2 separate regions of the Homo sapiens genome follow, and region 2 is linked to region 1. Evidence: chromatin loops called from intact Hi-C (ENCODE). Cell type or tissue: PC-9. All regions are shown on one strand.

The links. Hi-C counts contacts between places; a loop is a spot of excess contacts. Peaks named below come from ENCODE experiments on the same cell type or tissue, not always from the same donor. Only the 100,000 strongest peaks of a DNase experiment are listed, where the experiment ranks them.
Region 2: it touches region 1 in a loop (4-fold over the local background); 3 of 110 quality-filtered maps call a loop at or near these places.

What each region holds. Positions count from the first base shown.
Region 1 is chr3:158,724,812-158,732,811 of GRCh38, reverse strand. It overlaps RARRES1 (retinoic acid receptor responder 1), which reads left to right and starts at 355. Exons shown (of 6, transcript NM_206963.2): 1 at 355-672. The coding sequence starts at 397. LOC100287290 (a long non-coding RNA gene) reads right to left here and starts at 451. Exons shown (of 5, transcript NR_171782.1): 1 at 284-451. RefSeq lists an enhancer at 1-403 and silencers at 481-540, 3,266-3,444. In PC-9, CTCF peaks have their summits at 4,652 and 4,864 (motif pointing left); DNase peaks (open chromatin) are centred at 281, 1,221, 4,861 and 7,271; H3K4me3 peaks cover 3,897 bases; H3K27ac peaks cover 7,000 bases.
Region 2 is chr3:158,567,402-158,575,401 of GRCh38, reverse strand. MLF1 (myeloid leukemia factor 1) reads right to left here and starts at 4,208. Exons shown (of 8, transcript NM_001369783.1): 1 at 4,055-4,208. The coding sequence starts at 4,101. MLF1-DT (MLF1 divergent transcript) reads left to right here and starts at 4,336. Exons shown (of 5, transcript NR_104147.1): 1 at 4,336-5,231; 2 at 7,346-7,442. In PC-9, no CTCF peak of the experiment used is centred here; a DNase peak (open chromatin) is centred at 4,281; H3K4me3 peaks cover 1,477 bases; H3K27ac peaks cover 495 bases.

The sequences.
Region 1 (8,000 bases):
TTGCGAAACCGCAGGGGAAACGCCAAGTCCCTGAGCTGGGCTAGGGACGCGGTACGAGGTAGCACGGGCGGGCCGCGATTCCTCGGGGAGGCGTCCCCATTGTCCCCCCAACCCCGACCCTCTCCCGCCGCGGCCTGGGCCAGAAGCACCCGGCCCTGCGCTGCGGAGGCGATGCCGCATCCTAGCACTAAGCCCGGGCAGCGGGGAGGGGCAGAGAGAACCCAGGGGCTGCGGGAAACGTGGAAAAGGAGTGGCCCCATGGGGACCCGGGCTCGCTACAGACCTTCGCCCTGGGGGCGGAGGGGAGGGGCCCACCACGGCCTTATTTCCGCGAGCGCCGGCACTGCCCGCTCCGAGCCCGTGTCTGTCGGGTGCCGAGCCAACTTTCCTGCGTCCATGCAGCCCCGCCGGCAACGGCTGCCTGCTCCCTGGTCCGGGCCCAGGGGCCCGCGCCCCACCGCCCCGCTGCTCGCGCTGCTGCTGTTGCTCGCCCCGGTGGCGGCGCCCGCGGGGTCCGGGGACCCCGACGACCCTGGGCAGCCTCAGGATGCTGGGGTCCCGCGCAGGCTCCTGCAGCAGGCGGCGCGCGCGGCGCTTCACTTCTTCAACTTCCGGTCCGGCTCGCCCAGCGCGCTACGAGTGCTGGCCGAGGTGCAGGAGGGCCGCGCGTGGGTGAGTGCGGAGCGACGCGCCGGGGCACGCGCCTGCCTGTCCGCGCACGGCGCTGGGAGGTGACACCTGGGTACGCGCGCCTGCCGGCCCAACGGATGGTCCGCCAGGGAAGGTGCAGTGCGCACGACGCCCGGGGAGATCCCAGCTGGGCCTGGCGCCCCTGAAGTATCCCAGGGCGTGGAAGGGGCCCCTTCGGTGCACAGCGTCTGCAGAAATCTGGCTCGTTCCTTCCAGCATTTATGAGGTCATAGGTTTTTCACAGGGCAGCGCTCTTGACTGCTCCCACACCTGGGAAAGAGATGCTTTGGGAAATTGAGGAACAGGCTGAAAGGGCAACATTTAATTTTGTCCGGAGGTACCCAGAGTTGGTTGCTATGGGGGTGCTTACTGTGCCTGCGCCCTACTAGTGGCTGCAGCCAAAGTTTTGGGCGGGATTTCCAAAATCTAAGCCAGTAGCCATACCATACCGCGGACGACTGTCTCTTGTTAATTGCAGTCCACCACGCTAGGGCTTCGGGGTAATGTGGTTGGAATTTACACGTAGGCCTGGGCAGAAACCTGCTAATGCTGGCGTCTGATTTGATCTAATTAGAAGTGAGTGAATCCGAGCCCAGTGTTCTATATGAACCGAATGAATGAGAACTTTGCAACCCGTTGTTTGGTTGCTGATTTCAAGGCATTGACTGTAGGAATTGTCTCGTATGTGTGAAGCTACTTTGCGTTCTTCATCCTATAGATTACAAAAGTTACAGAACTACACTAAGTCTGTCCCAAAAGCAAAGTTGCTCCTTCTACAACCTCCAGATATTCCACAAAGCCTGCAGACACACGGCCTCAAAGAATCTGGAATTGAGTATCGCATGTATTTAATAAATAGGTCGAGTTTTAAAGTGTAGCAGCAGGATTTTCATTTAACAGTGCCAAACGCCTGGAAGCAAACACCATTGGAAAGTCCTTCAAGAAGCTCAGCCTCGGTTCTTCAAAACTTATTCCTGTACCCGGCACGGCTGTATTTATTGAATGATTAAATCAAATTGTTCCTAGAAAAAGGCAACCTGGCCAGGCACGGTGGCTCACGCCTGTAATCCCAGCACTTTGGGAGGCCGAGACAGGTGGATCACCTGAGGTCGGGAGTTCGAGACCAGCCTGACCAACATGGAGAAACCCTGTCTCTACTAAAAATACAAAATTAGCTGGGTGTGGTGGCGCATGCCTGTAATCCCAGCTACTTGGGAGGCTGAGGCAGGAGAATCGCTTGAACTTGGGAGGCGGAGGTTGCGGTGAGCCGAGATTGCGCCACTGCACTCCAGCCTGGGTAACAAGAGCAAAACTCCCTCTCAAAATAAAATAAATAAAATAAAATAAAATAATAAAGAAAAAGGCAACCTGCTGGGGCATGGTGGCTCACGCCTGTAATCTCAGCACTTTGGGAGGCCGAGGTGGGCAAATCGCTTGAGCTCAGGAGTTGTAGACCAGTCTGGGTAACATGGCAAAGTACCATCTCTGCCAAAAATAAAAAAAATTAAAAATTAAAAAAAAATTAGCCGATGTGGTGGCGTGGGCCTGTGGTCCCAGCTACTCAGGAGGCTGAGATGGGAGGATTGCTTGAGCCCAGGACCCCAGGACCTGGAGGTTGCAGTGAGCAGAGAATGTGCCACTGCCCTCCAGCCTAGGCAACAGAGTGAGACCCTATGGGGAAAAAAAAGAGAGAGAAAGAGAGAGAGGAAGGAAGGAAGGAAGGAAGGAAGGAAGGAAGGAAGGAAGGAAGGAAGGAGCAACCTATTCTTGTCACCTGTCTTTGTTTTTTTTTTTTTTTTTTTGAGACAGAGTCTTGCTCTGTTGCCCAGGCTGGAGTGCAGCGCTGCGATCTCGGCTTACTGCAACCTCCGCCTACCAGGTTCAAGCGATTCTCCTGCCTCAGCCTCCTGAGTAGCTGGGATTACAGGCACGTGCCACCACGCCTGGCTAAGTTTTCTATTTCTAGTAGAGACAGGGTTTCACCATGTTGGGCAGGCTGTTCTCGAACTCCTGACCTCGTGATCTGGCCGCCTGGGTCTCCCAAAGTGCTGGGATTACAGGCATGAGCCACCGTGCCGGGCCATCTTGTCACCTGTCTTAACAATCCTTGCTGTCTGAGATACAAAAAAGTTCAGTTTTCCTAGTCCAACAGAGCAGTGAGATAACGGACCTTGAGAACTTTCTATCAAGGTAGAAGAGTAGTAGCCAATGCCCAGAGCCTAAAGAAGGGGCGTCTAAGGATTTGCTCCCTGGTTACCAGGGGCAGGATTCCCTGCAGAAAACCAAGCTCACTCAGATTTCTAAGGTACACCAGTTTTCAATCCCAGAGATTTTTTTTCCCCTTCCAAACCATTTTAAAAAGGAATAATAGGCTGGGCGCGGTGGCTCACGCCTGTAATCTCAGCACTTTGGGAGGCCGAGGTGGGCAGATTACAAGGTCAGGAGTTCAAGACCAGCCTGGCCAAGATAGTGAAACCCCTTCTCTACTAAAAATACAAAAAGAAATTAGCCGGGCATGGTGGCAGGCACCTGTAATCCCAGCTACTCGGGAGGCTGAGATAGAGAATTGCTTGAACCCGGGAGGCAGAGGTTGCAGTGAGCCAAGATGGTGCCACTGCACTCCAGCCTGGGCAACAGAGCGAGACTCCGTCTCAAATAAATAAATAAATAAATAAAGGAATAATAAAATAACTTGCATTATCATGCACTTAGTCACCCCCTTGAAAATAAAATAAGATATTTGACATCCTTCATAAAATAATCAAACTAGCTCTCAAAACCCGAGTGAATAAAGTAAAAATTCCCAGCCCCTGCATTGCTCCAGTGAGGATGCAGGGGCTGGGAATTTTATATAAGTTACATAAATCTTAAAGAGGTCTTAAACATCATTTAGTCCAATGGCTTTGGGAAAGGTTATTTAAGTCTTTTCTGGCTATTTCCCTGTTTGGAATGGAAATAATTCATGTTCTGCCAACAATGTCAGGTGGTCTAAGGAGTCATATAAGATATGAGTGCCAATTAGAAAGTATAAAAATGTGAGTTCAGGGGTAGTCTGTTCATCCATTAGCTATGTATTGAATGCTTACTCTGTGCCAGGAACTGGGCTAGAAGTGTGGCCTAATTCATATTTAGCATAGGGTCATTAGGGAAGGCCTCTTTGAGATTCCCTCAGTTTTGAAGCACTCCACTGCCTGAGTGAAGAGTGTAGACACACCTACATGGAGCTTTCAGTGTAGTCATAAGAAATTCCTGCCTCCATTATAAGAGCAGTCATAGCACTGGGGAGAAGTAAAACATGGGCCAGGCGCAGTGGCTCTCGCCTGTAATCCCAGCACTTTGGGAGGTTGAGGCAAGCAGATCACTTGAGGTCAGGAGTTCAAGACCAGCCTGGCCAACATGGTGAAACCCCATCTCTACTAAAAGTACAAAAATTAGCCAGGCATGGTGGTGCGTGTCTATAATCCCAGCTACACAGGAGGCTGAGGCATGAGAATCACTTGAACCCGGGAGGCAGAGGTTGCAGTGAGCAAAGATCATGCCACTGCACTCCAGCCTGGGTGACAGAGCGAGAATCTGTCTCAAAAACCAAAAAAAAAAAAAAAAAAGAAAGAAAAAGAAACCACGATTGATCCCTCCAAACTCAGGTTTGCACTCTACCCAACCAGTGCATTGTTGGACTGAGTGCTCAGCTGCTGCACAATGTCTATCATCCATCCAGAACTGACCCTGAGGGGCGAGCAGGTAGCCAGGTAAGGAAGAGAAGTGTAGTTCATGGGTATCCCTCCCAATTCTAGGGGTCACTGCATTCCTTTGTAAGATGAGAGGCTGAGATGAAGTCAGGGTTTTTCAAACTAAGGGCTCACTAGGGTTATAAAGCCAATTTAGTGTGGGATCCGGTTTTTTTTTTTTTTAAACGAAATAGTATAGACTACAAACGATTAGAGTGTATTGCGAAAGCAAGGGTAAGTAGTGTCTCCAAATGTGTTTCAGATATATATGTATGACCTAGGTCATAATGAGAAATTCAGTTCTTGCTGTGGGCTGCAGCTTTAAAAAGTTTTGAAAGCCTTTAGACTAAATGATGTTTAAGACCTCTTCTCGCGCTGAAATTCTTTGATTCTGTGAGCTGTTGGCGCGTCAAGTTATCTTTCATTTTAAAAATACTGTTGCCCTCTGGTGGTGAAATGCAGCAATAGCTGTGGTAGTAAATTCAAGGAAGAACTAAGTGCTAGCTGGAGGTGGGTGGAGTGGAGTGGAGGAAGTGTTGTTTTGTTTTGTTGCTAATTGTAGGCGAAATCACAGACCACGATTTGTGTTCCCTCACTGCCCCCACCTGATGCCTTTCTTACCTGGCCTTACACTACCTTTCCATAACCAATGAGGCTTTTACTTTTCTAGTATTACATGGCATAGGCTCAGGACCCACAGTTGGAGTGGTGGGAGATTTTGGATGGTGCTGAGCGATCTTATGCTTCCCAGGGTTTCCTGGATCATCCCCACAATGTTTGCCCCGCTCCTGACTATTCAAGGCTGTCCCTTACTTGAAGACAAGTCTCCTCTTGCCACTCAGCAAGTTCTGGGACCACTGGCTCTGCGTGGAGCATTTGGTGAGAGGCCGGCCTTTTACTAACATTTTGAGAGACTAGCTGAAATCTTCAAGTGCACACACTCTGTAAGAAAGTCAACCCATTCTGGAATCCACTATTGTTTAGGAATTGGCCACTTAAACAAAACACCCTCTGACCAGGCCAAGACCAGTGGTTGGAAACATACTTTAAACACTTGATCAAAGCATATGGGGAGAGGGGAGCTATGCCCATATCTTAATTGCTTCTATTTAAAATAAAATCTGTAAGTGTACATTTATCATCTATCTTTTGATATAGGGCCAAGGCCATTTAACTGGAGCTCCTTCCAGTCTGCACTGGTCATTTCTTACATTGTTATAAAGGAATATCTGAGACTGGGTAATTTATAAAGAAAAGAGCTTTGATTGGCTCATGGTTTTGCAGGCTCCCCAGGAAGTGTGGTGCTGGCATCCGCTTCTGGAGAGGCCTCAAGGAGCTTACAATCATGGCAGAGGGCAACAGGGAGCCAGCATGTCACATGGCAAGAACGGGAGCAAGAGAGCAAGTGGGGAGCTGCCACACCCTCAAACAACCAGATCTCAGAGCAAGAATTCACGTATCACCAAGGGGAGGGTGCCAAACCATTCATGAAGGACCCACCTCCATAATCCAGTCACCTCCCACCAGGGCCCCCTCATCTCCAAATTGGAAAGCACATTTCAACATGAGATTTGAAGAGGACAAACATCCAAATCATATCACAGTCTTTCTAGCAAGAAAACACACCCATGGGGAATCGTTTGTGGTTTCCATTTTTGTTTACTTATGGTGGAATGAGCTCTCAAAGAATATGCTGAACAACCCTCTGCTTTTACTTTTCCTTGCCTAATCTCAGCTTATTAACACCAATTCAACAGCTAAATTTCTAAAGCATTTAACTTGACTTCATGGACATGACATCTTTGTTTGTACCCGCTCTTCACCAGTTTACAGAATATTTACTTATGTAATGAGGTACTAAGTACATCTGATATATGCAAGTTTGGGAGCAAAGCAGCTGGCTTTGGGTAAGCATCAGGCCAGGCCCATATAGGCCACTAGGCAGGAGCCCGTGCTCGGGGGTTCAGTCCACCGTGGGTCTGACAGCAAGCATGGAGCCCTGTCCACTAGGCCACAAGGCAGTTAGGAGAGCACTTACTCTACTATGAAAACCTTTATTCCTTTGTGATTTCTCAATCTATAAAGCACATTAATACAACATAATTTAATTACTGCTCTTGAGGTCTTCTCTCCATTAATGTCAATAATTTTGAGGTGATTCAGGAGACTAGGAAAGCAAAACATTAAATTGTCCATTGAAACAAAAACTGGAGAATTAAAAAGGCTGCAATGAACATAGAGGGAGAAGATAAGTAATAAAATACTCAAGTGAACTAAGGGAGAAGATAAGTAATAAAATACTCAAGTGAACTAGTCTTAATTTTCATGTAAGGAAAGCTCCTAAGGGCTTTTATAGGCATTAGGAAAGAACAGCAGGGAGGGGGATATTTGCAAGATAAACTAGGATCTCTTCAGTGCCCTCACACTGCCCTAAGGATGAAACATAACAATTCTGAAAGCACAGAAGAGACAGGCAGGAATCTCTCCTTCCAGGCAATGTTTGTGCTGAAATAGCACAGATGTGCCTACGGTCTCCACCCCATCACCCACCACAGCAGCCATCCGGTCTGCAGACTCTGATCGCAGAGTCTGGGTCTAGCATGGGGTGAGAAAGGCCACTAGGTCCCGGGGTTAAAGCTTTGACTTTGACCTCCTTGGCACTTTGCCTCAATCTCCTAAGCTAACTACACCCGGATGAGCTAGCCAGTAGGAATGTTTTTTTTACCATTTTATAATAAATTGTTTTTAAACCACAATTTTTTTTTTACCAGCCCACGACATTTTCCACTTGGCTTTCCACATGTGGAGTCATAGCCAAGGATGCATGTAATCACAGAGCATTAGTAATGTCCCACATCAAGACCGGCAGTGGTGGGTCATGACTGTTAACTGCCAGAAGTCTGGCTTGGCTGCAGACTCATCCTTTAAGGACCTAGGTTGTTCTGCTGGAGACTGCATGTAAATAATCAGCCCACAACGACTGACATTGTGAGGCATGGAAGGTTATACATACACACACACTCGCCCAAATCCAACCTGAAACTTGATCTCACTTGCTGTTAAGCAGTGTATCGCCCCAGAGATGTATGACACTTATGTGACCTCGGCATTTATTTGCCTTTTTGGATGGTGCCTCAGTTGAAGAATGTTTCACAGAGATAGTCCCACAGTGGCTGGAGACAGTAGCCATAACAAATCCACTCTGGCTGACTTGCTATGGTTGTTCAGGATGTCCCTAGCCAGAAAAATCAAATTACAAAAGGAAATCTTCGCCGGGCATGTTGGCTCACACCTGTAATCCCAGCACTTTGGGAGGCCGAGGTTGGAGGACTGCTTGAGCCCAGGAGTTCAAGACCAGCCTGGGCAACGTGATGAGACCCCATCTCTACAAAAAATAAGTTAGCCACATGTGGTGGCACGTACTTGTAGTCCCAGCTACTTGGAAGGCTGAGGTGGGAGGATCACCTGACCCTGGGAAAGTTGAGGCTGCAGTGAGCCCTGATTGCACCACTGCCTTCCAGACTGGGCTAACATAGTGAGACCCTGTCTGGAAAAAAAAAAAAAAGAAAGGGAGTCTTGTAC
Region 2 (8,000 bases), 160 kb after region 1:
TGGAGAAAAGAAATTGTTAAGTGTGAATCAATTTTATAAAATTAACTGTAATATGGTGGTAATGAAAGATGGTAGTCTGTAAGCAGAGTTCTGGCCACTATTTTGTATATTTAAAAGGTCTATGCAAAAGCTTTGTGATGAATAAAGGAGATTAGGCTTAAAAAAAGTTAACTGCAACAATTTTACCTTCAATTTTTATGATATGGCTCCTTGCATTTGAAAAAGGCTATAGATAGTGATAACTGAAAGAGTAACTGATGGTCCTTTTCACCCTAAGCACAGAGGAAGAGTTCTTCTGTATGCTTACTATTTGTAGTCTGTTACTATTTCTGACCCTGACTCTTGAATTCATTGCCTCTGCTCAGAATCACTCAAGAGTTTAAATTACACTTCTGCTAGACATTTTAAAGAACATATTATACTCATTACACATTCACAGTTAAGGATGGAATCCTTAACAATGAAGGATATAAAACAACTTTTGGTATAATCAAGGATATAATACAACTCGAAAATTGTCTATCATAATCTTCTTAGCTGTTACCAATTGTATGATGTCATATTTACATATGAATGACTTCAACACCTCAATAATCTATGGATTTGTAGTACTGTGATTCTCTTGAAAGCCAGAGCTTATGTAATACAAAATAATAAAATTATGGATTTTACAAAATAATATTCTCTGGCTAAATATTCTTTTTTTTTTTTTTTTTTGAGACAGTGTTTCACTCTTGTTGCCCAGGTTGGAGTGCAATGGCGCAATCTCGGCTCACTGCAACCTCCACCTCCTGGGTTCAAGTGATTCTCCTGTCTCAGCCTCCCAAGTAGTTGGGAGTATAGGTGTGTGTCACCATGCCTGGCTAATTTTGTATTTTTTTTTTTTTTTTTTTTTTAGTACAGATGGGGTTTCACCATGTTGGTCAGGCTGGTCTCCAACTCCTGACCTCTGGTGATCCACCCACCTCGGCCTCCCAAAGTGCTGGAATTACAAGCGTGAGCCACCAAGCCTCGCCTCTGGCTTTCAAAAGAGAGAATCACAATAATACAAAAATTTAAACCTGTTAAAATAACACTGTCCATATCCCAACAGCTCCTAAACACGTTAACTAAAATGGCATAATAAATTTGCCTGAGTTCATGTATGCCTTAATAAATAATCTTCAGAAAAAAATTTTAATCATTTTATTTTTCTATATTAACCATTTCATTTCCCACTGTTCATTATCTTTTTATTAATGTTATTTTGCTTTAAATTAGTACTAACATATTTAAGTCAATCATTTATTTAAACAACAACATTGGCTAGGTGCAGTGGCGCATGCCTGTAATCCCAGCATTTTGGGAGGCCGAGGGAGGCAGATCACTTAAGCTCAAGAGTTTGAGACCAGTCTGGGTAACACGGCGAAACCTCCTCTCTACAAAAAAAATTAGCAGGGTGTGGTGGCTCCCTCCTGTGGACCCAGCTACTTGTGAAGCTGAGGCAGGAGGATCGCTTGAGCCTGGGAGGCAGAGGCTGCAGTGAGCCGAGAGCAACCCACTGCACTCTAGCCTGGGCAACACAGTGAGACCCTGTCTCAAACAAACAAACACAGACGCACAACACACCCCCCACAGATATTGTTTGAAAAATATGTGCAATAAACTCTTATTTTAAGACCTTTTTAAAAAATGCTCTCCAAATTGCAAACCTAGAAAATTTAAGGGATCAAAATAAACTAGACTTGAAATCAAAATTCAAACTGGCAAAAAACACTTAGGCTAAAAAGTATTACAAATTTCCCCTCTTAGGGATACAACTAGACTATGTCAATGTGTTTGTAACAATGGCCAAAGTTAGAATTAAGGAAAAAAAATCCCACAACTCAAAAATAAATAATAGTGAAACCAATTTCTGGATGCCTTCTTTCTAGGGCATCACATTACTTCACTGGGAACCTTCAAAGGCAACGAATGGCACTTGCTTACCTGAGGTGTTAAATACACACCCCCCCCCCCCCGCCGCCCTCCTCCCGCCCCCCTCCCCCCGCCCCGCCCCATCAGCTTCCCTGTCCTATTTCTAGTTTTGACAGAAAGCGGAGTCCCTTCACAAACAAGGTTAGCTCTGTAACAAAGCGAGCAAAGAAAACAGCGCAATTGGCATGGCAACTTCCAACAACTTCGAAGAGAAAGCACAACTCTCCAACTTTGTCGTGCTCTCATTGACACATTCCCCACTCACATGGAAAATGCTGTTTTAAAAACTTCCCCTTTTCAATGAACTGTCATGCTATAAAATATTACCTGTTCCTATTTGGAATTTAAAGAGGAGCTATAAAATATTCCCTGCTCCCATTTGCAATTATGTGAACATAATTCTCACCATAAGTTTCACCGAGATGGTAGTTATGTCACCTGCAAAGCCCTTGAAGCTGCAAAGGCCAACTCTGCACACAGGAAGCCATGACGGGCACCCAAAGTCCGGCCAAATGGAAAGCAGCAGGCACCCCGGGAGTGTGAGGAAGGGCCTTCTTTCCATCTCATGCAGCCAAATCCTCCTCCCCCTACCTGGGGCCCTCAACTCTCTACCTCACGTCCTCAACCATCCTCCTGCGACCTCACGCCCCCAAACCCTCCTCCCCCCACTGCACGCCATCAACTCTCCTCTGTCCACCTCACACCCTCAACCCTCCTACCCCCACACCTCATGCCCCTAAACCCTCTTCCCCACACCTCATGCCCCCAAACCCTCCTCCCTCCACCTCACGCCCCAACCCTCCCTCGTCCCACTACCTCTCACCCTCAAACCTCTTCCCCCTACCTCACGCCCTCAACCCTCCTCCCACATCATGCTCTCAAGCCCTTCCCACCAACTCACGCCCTCAACCCTTCTCCCCAACCCTCCTCCCACACCTCATGCCCCCAAATCCTCCTCAGCCCCTAAATCCTCCTCCATCCACCTCACACCCTCAACCCTCTTACCGCCACCTCACGCTCCCAAACCATCCCCACCAACTCATGCCCTCAATCCTCCCCTGCACTTCATACTCCCAAACCCTCCCCACCAACTCACGCCCTCAACCCTCGTCCCTGCACTTCAAGCTCTTAACTCTCCCCTGCACCTCATGCTCCCAAACCGTCCCCCCACCTCACGCCCTCAACCCTCCTCCCCCCACCTCGCGGTCCAAAACCCTCCTTCCCCTCACCTCACACCCTCAACCCTCCCCCACACCTCATGCTCCCAAATCCTCCTCCCACCTCACGTCCTCAACCCTCCTCCTACACCTCACACCTTCAACTCTCCCCCACACCTCATGCTCCCAAACCCTCCCCCCACCTCACGCCCTCAACCCTCCTCCAAACGCCTCACACCCCCAAATCCTCCTTCGTCCATCTCACACCCTCAACCCTCCCCCCTCCACCTTACTCCCCCAAACCCTCCTCCTCCCACCCCACGCTCCCAAACCCTCCCCCCACCTCACAGCCTCAACCCTCCTCCCCCCACCTCACGCTTTCAAACCCTTCCCCCACCTCACGCCCTCAACCCTTCCCCTCACCTCACGCCCTCAACCCTTCCCCTCACCTCACGCCCTCAACCCTTCCCCTCACCTCACACCCTCAACCCTTCCCCTCACCTCACGCCCTCAACCCTCCTCCCTCCCACCTCATGCTCCCAAACCCTTCCCTCACCTCACGCCCTCAACCTCTTCTCCCCACCTCATGCCCTCAATTCTCCTCCCCCCACCTCCCGGCCTCAACTCTTCTCCCCCCACTCCCAGCCTTAACTCTCCTCCCCACACCTCACGCCCCCAAACTTCCCTCCGCCTACCTCACGCGTCCAAACCCTCCTCTCTCCACCTCATGCGCCCAAATCCGTCTCTTCCCTGTCTCACACACCCCTAAATCCTCCTCTCTCTTCCCTCCCAGGCCTCCAAATCCTCGTCTCCTTCAAACCGCCTCCAGAGTTACTCCGAATTCTCTCTCGCCCTCTAAAACTCGCTCTTTTCCCTTAAAATAGCTCCCCTCGATACCTTAATTCCCGCGCGACCCCGGACTCCTGGCTCCCGTAACTCACGAGAAGAAGGGGTCATCCTCAAAACTGCTGTTCAGCATCCTGAACATTCTGGCTCTGTCTTGGGTGGCGGCAGCCGCGGACAGATTGGAAAAACGATGTTAACTCGCCGCGGCCGCGACAAGAGCTAGCCTCCAGTACGGACGACGCCTCACTCGCCGCGGCGCAGGCGGTGCCCGCCGGGATAGGAGGTGCGTGACACCGAGCTGCTTTCCCATTGGACATTGCTCTGTGACGTCACCAGGACGAGGCGGGGAGCAATGCGCCGCTGCCCTGGCAACCGCAATCAACACAGTGGAGGCGAGAAGTCTGGCCTTGCGCCGGCCGGGGAGCTTTTCGCCAAGGCTCCTGTGGGATGGGATAGCTTGTTCTCTGGGCTGCAGGAACCAAAACATTAGACCACCCTTTCTGTGACCTTGGGCATGCCGCCCTCGGTTCCGAGCCGCAAGTCTTTCTTTCGGGGAAAATGAAAAGGGGTCAAGATTTGGACCAGATGACACCCAATGTCCCATTCAACGGTCGCATTCTGTCATCCACAGGAATTAGTCCTGTATCCGAAACATTCTCTGGTAGTCAAAAGCTGTGAGCAAATAATAAGAAAAAATGTGCAAAACGTTTTTTAGTACAGTTAGCAAATAGTGTACTCAGTTGTTGAAGGAAATGGGATGAAGCCTATCAGATTTCAACAAACTTATTTACCTCTTGAGAAAGCTGCTCTCTTTTCGGTTGTCCTTCTGTGTCTCTCTTTCAAAGATCAAGTCTCACTGCGATGCTGATATGTTTTTAACACTTCTCCAGCATTTCTTAACCTAACAGCAGGTTTCAGGCACAGGCCTGCAGCAAGCAGCCATATCCAACTAAAATTCCACTACTATATGTTTTTATTTGCATTACATTTATCAGGGAGCTTTCTATTTATGGCAAGGAAACTGATTTTAAATTTAAATCAGTGATATACATCAAGAGCTAGATTTTGCATTTTTAAGTGAAAAAGTAAGCTATCAAATAGAACAGGTGGAATTTGGATATGGTGGGGCGGAGGGGTAGGCAGAGCAGGGGAGAGGAACATCGTGATAGTGGTACTCAAATTACTAAGTTTTAGAAAACACTATCACGGGGCCTTTCAGGAGCCTGGAGACAGATGGAGGGGAAGACAGAAGAGAGATTAAGGAGAAGAATGGTAAGAGTATAAGAAAAGAGAAAATACATCTTGCATGTCCACCCTTAATTCAGTGAGCTCCCCAGCTTCTCTACGTGGCTGTCTTGCAGAGATAAAGGGGCGTCCATAGCTCATCAGGGCCCCCTGGGATCAGGCCAGAGGGGTGGCACTTTGCCAGCATGAAGAAGTGTGCAAGCCCTGATTTGGAGGTGACAGGAGTAGTCAGGGGTTATTTTGAGAGCTGGAAATTTAATCGTTTGGATCTTTTACTCCCCATCCCCCTTTTTTAGCCAAGTTCTCTGGCAGCTTCCTTCCCCTGAGACTGGTGGCATGGGGTAGGGCAGACTTCACAGCCCAAGATGAGATGGCACAGCCCATCCAGGAAAGAGGATATTTTCTTTTCCTCTGGACTCAGAATAAAGCTCAGAGAACATATACACAAAATTTCGAAAATTTCTAAATAAATTTCAAGGCAAACAAAATTGTTTTATAAGACCTTAAATTGTTTTTCTCTTTAAAATAGTATAAGCACAAGATGTGAAGGAGGCCACACTTAAAAAAAAACTTGAAATGGAGTAAGTTATGTGATAAAAGATGGTGTTAAAATAGTTCTGGATTAAGGCCAAGTAAATTTGTAATGTTACCCTCTAGTTTCTGTGGGAACTTTTTTAGAATCACATTGTTATAAAAGCTTTAGTCCAGGCACAGGTTAGTCAGGGAATTAGCTGAACCTTGTGAAAGCAGTTTGGATCTAATGACAAATGCAAAAAAAAAAAAAAAGGAGGGCAGAGCAGAGTTGGCACTGAAGAGACCTTGACATCATTTTCAGAACTGATGGGTAAGAGGTGGAAATGAAAGAAAGCGTGGGTCAGGAGAGAATGAATACTCCAGCATGGGAGGAATAGAGATGCAGAACAGGACTGAGAGGAGAGGGTCCTGGACTTGGCTGTAAATATAATCATAATAGCTAATATTTATTGAATGTGTGCCAGGCACTGTTGTAGGCACTCCATATGCATTACCTCATTGAATCCTCATTAGCAGTTTTATGGAGTAGAGATGGCTTTTATCCCCATGTATAGATGATGCATTCAAGACACAGAGAAGCTGAATAAATTGCCAAGGTTCACACAGCTAGTAATTGAACTGAGCTGGGTACCTGGAGCTTTCCTCTGTGAGTGCTGGTTATATGGTATGTGAGTGATGAGTCATACTTAAAGATGCAGGATGAAAGCGGGTAATCATTTTTCAAAATCATGCTGACAAGCTAAATGGACCCAAACTAAAAAGTACAAAATTCAGTGGGAATATATTCACATCACATAAATTCAATTCTACAAATATTTATTGAGTGACTACCCAGTGTTGGGGACTGATCTACGACCTTAGGCATCATTGAACAAAACGGACAAAAATCTCTGCCTTCCCGGAGTTTATGTTCTTGTAAGGACAGACTCAAAATAAACAAAATAGAAAATAGTATATTGTAAGGTGATAAGTGTTAGGGAGAAAAGCTGATCAGGGTAAGGAGTATGGAGAGGTGCAATTATAAATAGCAAGTTTTGTGTACGCCTCACTAAGGGGAATTTGAGCAAAGACCCACAGGAAGGAAGTGGATGTCTAGTGGAAAAGCATTCCAGGGCAGTGCTAAAGTAGCATTTGCCTGGTGTATATAATGTACAGTCCTACTCATATGCCTTAAAACTCACCTTCTGAGTGAGGAATGAGATGAGCCAAGTAAACTGAAAATTGCCTAATAGGGTAATAGCTCTCATTTACACTTCATATATTCCAAGGATTGCACTAAGTGCTTCACATATGTTTTCTCGTTTAACCTTTACAGCAACCATGTCTAATATTATGTTTATCCCTAAATTGCATTAAAAAAAGCTGGGACCCAGATAAATTTGATAATTGAATTTTGATAATTGATTTGAAAGTTGATAATTTGATTAAATTTTGATGATTGAAATTTGATGTCACTCAATTCAAACCCAGATTTGTCTTACCCCAAAGCCTGTATCCTCACCACCATCCGTACTTTGCCTCCCTATTTTAAAAATTAACTATTTATGGAGCAAATATTTGCAGTAAACACTTTTACATCTATAATCTGTAACTACACTGTTGCTTAGGTTTCATTTGGAAGGACACTGACTAAGGAAAAACAGAGAAAAGGATGAAACCCAAGCCAACTCTGCAACTCTATTAAAAACACCAAGACTTCAATATGTAAGTGATTTCGTGTTTCTTTCATTAATTTATCAAATACTTATTAAGGACTAGTAATATCCCAGACATTATTCTAGACACTGAGGTTACAAAACTCCCTGGCCTTTCGGAACTTACATCCTAGTGGACAACTCTTTCCCCAGCTAATTTTACAAATACTGTTACAGCACCTCAGAATTTTCATAATGTTTCTGAAGACATTATCTCAAGTGCCCAAAAGAAAATAAACAGGCTCTTGAGTGCTGAACTTTTAACTTAATTATAGCTTTCCAGAGCCGTGAATATTAGGCCATTACAAACACCTTTACCACAATTAAGCTCAATGTGTCTAGGGTTTCGTTGTCCTAATCCCTTTGTCTTAAACAGTGCACAGAGGTCCTCTGAGAATGAGATGCCATAGCAAACTCACAAGGGGCTATGGGACAAATTTTGAGAGAAACTTGGCATGTGTTAGACATTGTTCAATGTACTAGTTTAGGGCAGTTCACATATTTCAATATTAGATTGCACTACATTGTTTTAGATGATGTCATATCATTGGAAAGGTAGGTTTCTGAA